Regions from separate parts of the Homo sapiens genome. Here region 1 is linked to region 2. A link is a contact called in ENCODE Hi-C or POLR2A ChIA-PET data. All regions are on one chromosome and are shown on one strand. Each heading gives the region's core, a stretch centred on a gene start or an enhancer-like site at or near the end of the contact. The rest is flanking DNA. Distances are from core to core; before and after follow the strand shown. Region 1 overlaps CD200R1L-AS1 (CD200R1L antisense RNA 1). Region 2 overlaps BOC (BOC cell adhesion associated, oncogene regulated).

Region 1 (3,025 bases), core at 455-2,954, 460 kb after region 2:
CCTACTCATGTGCAATTGTTATGGTCTATTTTCATTCTGCCCATAGAGGTAATGAAAAGATGTAACTTCAGAAGATAGGAATCATAGATATGAATGTTATCTCTATGACAGTTCAAGAAAAATTGTTGGTTATATAAATGCAAGGGATGCTCTGGGCTTGTTGTGGGAAGGGGCTTGAGAACTTGGAGATACATAAAAATGATCTAATAGCCAATCCCTAGATGTGTGAGAACATGTCTACATTATGGGATTCAGAAGGAAGATAAAGATACCGTTATGGGCTTTTAGAGAGAATGTGAGTAGGAGAAACAGGAGAACTGAAATCTATGAAATTTTATTTGTATTAAATTTGTATTAATTCTTTTTTCCACTGGATGAACTTTATTGTTTCTAGAAGAGATTTATGTGAATTCACGTAATTTCTTTATCCCATTCTCACTGCCATGATTAGATTGAAAGAGTAAAAAGCTACAGCTACTACCCCCATCCTCCCACTGCTATATAAAGATAAAAAAAACTCCACTTTTTTTTTCTGAACCCTCTCATGTGTTCATATAGAGCTGACCTTTGAACAACATGGGGGTTAAGGGTGCTAACTCCCCATGCAGTGGAAAACTTGCATATAACTTTTGACTCCCCCAAAACGTTAACTACTAATAGCCTACTGTTGACCAGAAGCCTTACTGATAACATAAACAGTGATTTATATATAGTTTGTACGTTATATGTATTGTTTACTGTATTCTTACAATAAAGAAAGCTAGAGAAAAGAAAATATTAAGAAAATCATTAGGAAGAGAAAATGTATGTACTATTTATTAAGCGGAAGTAAATCATCATAAAGGTCTTCATCCTTGTTGTCTTCACATTGAGTAGACTGAAGAGGAGGAGGAAGTAGAGAGGTTGGTTTTGCTGTCTCAGGGGACGCAGAAGTGGAAGAAATCCACATATAAGTAGATCTGTGCACTTTCAACTTGCTGTTCCAGGGTCAATGATATACATGCCCAACAAATTAACTGTGGTCCTAAATACAGGGAGACTGGGAGCAATTTTTAGCAGAACACAATTGAGAGCCACTAGATGGTGCTTCAACTTAAGTCTCTTAACATTTCGAAGCAAGCTAAGACCTACTAACCTTAAGCAATGTAATCCTGCATTAAAAAAAATTTTTTTCCATACTTCTCCATTTACAAATTCTTTAGGTCTTCTTGGGTGGTTTTGGAACAATTACAGAAGGAGAATAAAATGGTTTAACTTGAAATTAAGGGGAAAAAAATCTTTTTGGTTCCTAAACTTGAATTGTACTACCCTTTTCATTTAATGTTAGTAAAAAACATTTTGTTTACCAAACAAGATAAAGGGATATTAATAGATTCACTTCGGGGAATGGGGAAATGTGAGGATATTTTAGTGGTTAAACCAAGATTAGTACTTGTTTCTTAAACTAGAGAGTTGAGATCACCCAGTCATAAAATGCAAATAGCTGCTTGCTCATGTTAATAGCAGCAGATGGTTAGAGCTACAGATGAAATTAAGTGGCCTTCTTCACTTCCTAGATCCTCCTCCATATCTCCTCCCCCATCATCTTTTAGAGGCATGTGTGGTATTCTAAAGTTAAAAGGAAGCTACGGATAATTGAGGTCAACTTCCTCATTTTGAAAAAGAGGAAACTGAGACTCTCAGAGTTAAGTGAACATGGAGTGTTACTAAGAAGCCAGCTGGCCTACTTGGCTTGTTGCTGAGAGGAAGGCAGCCACCCTAAGGCCACAGTCAGACATGGCACAACTAGGGGAAGAGGGCTGACCATCTCTTTCTTGGTCCCCATCTTACTAATGAGGACTGAGAGCCCTTCACAAGCTTTCCCTCCTGTCTGATTGGCCAAGACTGTATGACAATTCTTTAGCCAATCCCTGGCAAAGGGACTGAGATTTTGCTTATGTTGATTAGTCCTTTCATGCAGATGGGACTAAGATCAACACCTTTCTTCAGACACACATCTTGTGGGAGAGGAGTGAGTGGGACTTGAACAAAATTGGGGCTTTGTTAAGAAGGAGAAATGAAGTATGTGTGTGAAGCCTTGATGAGGGGGATGATAGTAGTCAAACTTAATTTTAGAAGGCACATAAGAACATTGAAGGTGGACGCAGGCAGGGAAGAAAGGCATGCTGGGAAGAGAGGACAGCATGGATGAAGGCAAAGTAGTGTAACAGGGTGTGTCTCTTTCAGGGCAATGGGGAAATTGTCCATATCATCTCCTCACACAAACTCTACATTTCATGAGGTCATCTGAGGACAGAAGACTGCTATTAAGAATGCCAGGAGAGTTTTGCAGGACAAGCAAATCTTGATCAATTTACAATGTTTTCTGAACAGAATGTCCAAATATTCTGACTGATTCACCCAACATTGATTTTAAGATTAAATAAGGAGCCAAGAACATTGGTTTATACAAAGTAGAGAACCAAAGAGAGGCTGGGGAGAGGCAGTGAGTCTGACAGACGATGTCTCTAATCTCAGAAGGGTGGGACTTGGTTTCTGAGCTGGGTAAAGCTGGCAGAGTAGAGACAATTCTCCTTATTCTGGTTTTTCTTGATAAAACATGAAAATTATTCTTGCTCTTAACCCAGTTGAAGAGAGGGCTTGGGGAATAATCTTTATACATTTCTAAATGTCCTTGTGAAAAGTGTCATAGAAACCCAAAGTCTTATTATCCATCCTACCTGTTTCCAAATGCTCCTCATGCACACATTGGTGTGTTCCTCCCTAGAATGTCTCTTCTCCTTAAGACATGGGGGGCCAACACACAGATAAAACATTTTTAGTTGTGACTTCTTCAGTTTGAAGCTCCCACATGTTGAGGAGGGAGCTCTTCAGAGTATAATAGTCACCAGGGAGGAAAGAAATAAGCATCTCTGCACAGGGGAAGGAGGTCATGGGGCTAATCAAGAGAATTTGTAAATATGACAGGAGGGTGACAAAAAACATTCACAGGCTCACATTCAGAAAAAGTAAATTTAACAAGATA
Region 2 (2,701 bases), core at 66-2,565:
TTGTTTTCTTTCTCCTTCTGTATGTAAACCAAATGCAGTTCCCTCTGCTTATATTCTAATGAGACACAATGATGAGAAAGGTAACGAAAGTATCAGCACCCATTAAAATAGCAACATTCGCTAAGCACTTGCTCTGTGCTATGCATGGAACTAAGCAGTTTATAGGTGCTACTTCCTTTTCCTCAAAATAGCCCAAAAGATTGGTGTTAATATTGTTTCCACTTCACAAATAGGGAGACTAAGGTTTAGAGAAATGAGCAATTTGCTCAAGGCCACACGGCTAGTGAGCACCAAAACGGTGACTTGACTCCAAAGAGCATGCCCATCATTGCACCCTATCCTGGGAAGAAGAGTCTGGGATCCAAAGTCCTGGGTTCAAATCCCGGTTGTGTAACTCAGAGCAAGTCCCCTAACTCTCTGACCCTTCAGCTCTGCATTTCACCAATGAGGCAAATAAACTCTCTCAGGTTATTCTGAAGATTAAATGAGAGAAGTTGTATAAAGTGCCCCACAGTGAGCTTGGTGCACAGTAGATGCCCAGCAAATGCCTGGCCTCTCTAGACCCCTCTCCACATCCTCAGCCCAGTGCAGTTTCTATCATTTCAATCCTCTTTGTTTCCGCTCCTGCCTTCAGTCCTTGCTCAGAACTTAAAAACTGTGGATGAATTGTGACTGTGATGGATTAATCTTTAATAGCTTCAAATTCCTAGCTCTTTAAAGGAAAAAGTAAGGGAGCTCCAGGCTCCCCAACAGGTGATGCTGAGAGGCTGCTCATCTTTGCCGCGCCACCTTTCGGGACAACAGACTTTACTGCCAACTCTACACCCCAGAGAACCTGCTGGAGCCTCAAGTTGTGGTTTGCTGAAGGAAGAAAACAGCTGTAAGGAAAAGCTCTTCTCTCTGAGCAGAATATTCCAAAGTCGAACAAAACCTACCATTCAAGGCACAGGAATGGTCTGGGCTCATTGTCAGGCTTCCAGGATTTGTTCCAAGGGGAGACGTTTTTACAAACTGAGACTCCCCAGTGGTGCTGGAAACCCAAACACAGTAGCCCAGGGTCTGCAGATGCACCAGGAAATGAAACTTGCTTCATGGATGTGAAACAGTGAAAATTAGCTGAATGATTCCCAATCCCCAGCAAGAGAAGGGGGATGAAAAAACACAGCCCGAATGCTGACTTTCGATTTCAAATTCTTTCTCGGGTGATCTTTAAGACTTGTTAGTTCCGTAAGAGAGGAACTGCTTTCAAGCCAGAACTTCTGCCTTGGCAACCCCAGGCTGAGGAGACCCCAGGCTGGAGCCTGAGAGAAGCCAGACGCAGCAGGGGCCTGTCCGGACTCTCACTTCCCCTGCGCCCCATGTACCCTGCCCTCCCAGCACTGGCCTCACACTTCCACTGGGCCCAGAAATGAAAATAAGAAATAGAAGGGTAATTAGTCACTGTCACACACACTGAGGGGGTGAATGCGGCCTGAGCCTGGCATTTCCGGATCACCACGGCATGGCCTTTGCCAATCTGCCTCTTCTGCGAGGCTGCTTCACGGCCACCTATTGGCCTGAAAAATATTAGTCTTGCTCTCATGCTGGGTTTTGTCTCCTGGGAACCATGGGCGTTTGGCCTGCCCTGATCTTTGTCTACAACTCTGAGATGGAGGTGTCCAGTTACATGGGGAAATAGGATTAGGACCAGCCCTGCCCTACAACATGTGAACAATGCTGCTTTTTGTTAAAAACTCATTCACCCGCTTTGCTGGCTGCCTATGAAGAGGCCAGCAGGTGGAGGGCTAATGAGAAACTGCTCGCCCCGTCCCCCTGCCTCTGGGGAGGCAGCAGAGGGAGCATAGGGGGTGCTCTGCCTTAGGTGTCTTTCTGACAACCCCAGGGTCTCTGTGGACTTGTCCTGACCCAAGGACTTCTAGGAGAGCATGTAAGGGGAAAAAAACAGAATAGAAGGAGTCAGGGGCCAGGGCTCCAAGGCAGGGAAACAGCTTCCGCACAGCTAGCGCTCTCCACTGTGCAGGGTTGGTTCTGTTTTCTTGCTTGTTTGTGGAGGTGGGGAGGAGTGGAGAAAGACTTTTAATTCCACATTCATATGCTTTCCATCAAGTGCACATAGCATTTTTATAAGCAAAATCAGCATGTATATGCTTTTATCACATACAATTTTTAAAAAACCATTTAAGAATAATAGTTTTCTACTATCAAATGGCCTTAGAAAGAAAATGGCATATACTTGGAGTGAACAAAAACATTTTCAAGGACATTTTCTTACAGGGAATTTCATGTCCTCATCCCTGTGGGGTAACGGCAGGTAAGAGCACGGCCTTGAGCGAGAGTGGCGGCCTGGGGACCCTGCCCTGCCTCACAGGACACAGTGTCCAGGAGCATAGGCCTGGCTGGGCTCTGCCCCCGCATCCTGTCAGAGCCCGAGACTCCCTCCCTGACAGCTCCTGAAGCATTCACCTGGACAGACTTCCTTCTGTCAAGGAGAAACAGCTGAGGTCTGAACAACATGATGTGCTTTGAGCTCAAATGCCTGCTTGTCCAACCCAAGCCATGACAGATTCTGAGAACTGAGCGGGTGTTTCACAGCCTACAGAGAAAACACTTGTTCACAAATATTTGTTTTCCTGGCATTACAGCTGGCTTACCATGCCAGGGTTCCTGCAGGTATGTACCCAGCACGGCTTACTTTCATAAA

Evidence for each region. Hi-C counts contacts between places; a loop is a spot of excess contacts on that map. ChIA-PET counts read pairs that join two places held with the same protein, here RNA polymerase II (POLR2A). Pooled maps may share reads with other maps.
Region 1: a loop to region 2 is called in a pooled map, with 2.6 times the contacts of the local background. The contact joins two enhancer-like sites. A Hi-C loop is called at or near these places in 1 of 168 maps with a recorded cell type or tissue (naive thymus-derived CD4-positive, alpha-beta T cell) and 7 of 50 pooled maps. POLR2A ChIA-PET finds 5 or more read pairs at or near these places in 1 of 52 experiments (PC-9).

What each region holds. Positions count from the first base shown.
Region 1 is chr3:112,812,515-112,815,539 of GRCh38, reverse strand. It overlaps CD200R1L-AS1 (CD200R1L antisense RNA 1), which reads right to left. Exons shown (of 3, transcript NR_149027.1): 2 at 813-877. Among named protein-coding and RNA genes, the nearest start is that of CD200R1L-AS1, 12 kb to the right of the region's middle. Within about 2 kb of position 1,704, at least 7 of the 41 ENCODE cell types and tissues checked have a DNase peak (open chromatin) inside an H3K27ac peak, as active enhancers do; they include PC-9, where a contact is called at or near this core.
Region 2 is chr3:113,275,065-113,277,765 of GRCh38, reverse strand. All of the region lies in intron 9 of BOC (BOC cell adhesion associated, oncogene regulated), which reads right to left. Among named protein-coding and RNA genes, the nearest start is that of BOC, 65 kb to the right of the region's middle. RefSeq lists enhancers at 1,162-1,241, 1,652-1,751. Within about 2 kb of position 1,315, at least 21 of the 41 ENCODE cell types and tissues checked have a DNase peak (open chromatin) inside an H3K27ac peak, as active enhancers do; they include PC-9, where a contact is called at or near this core.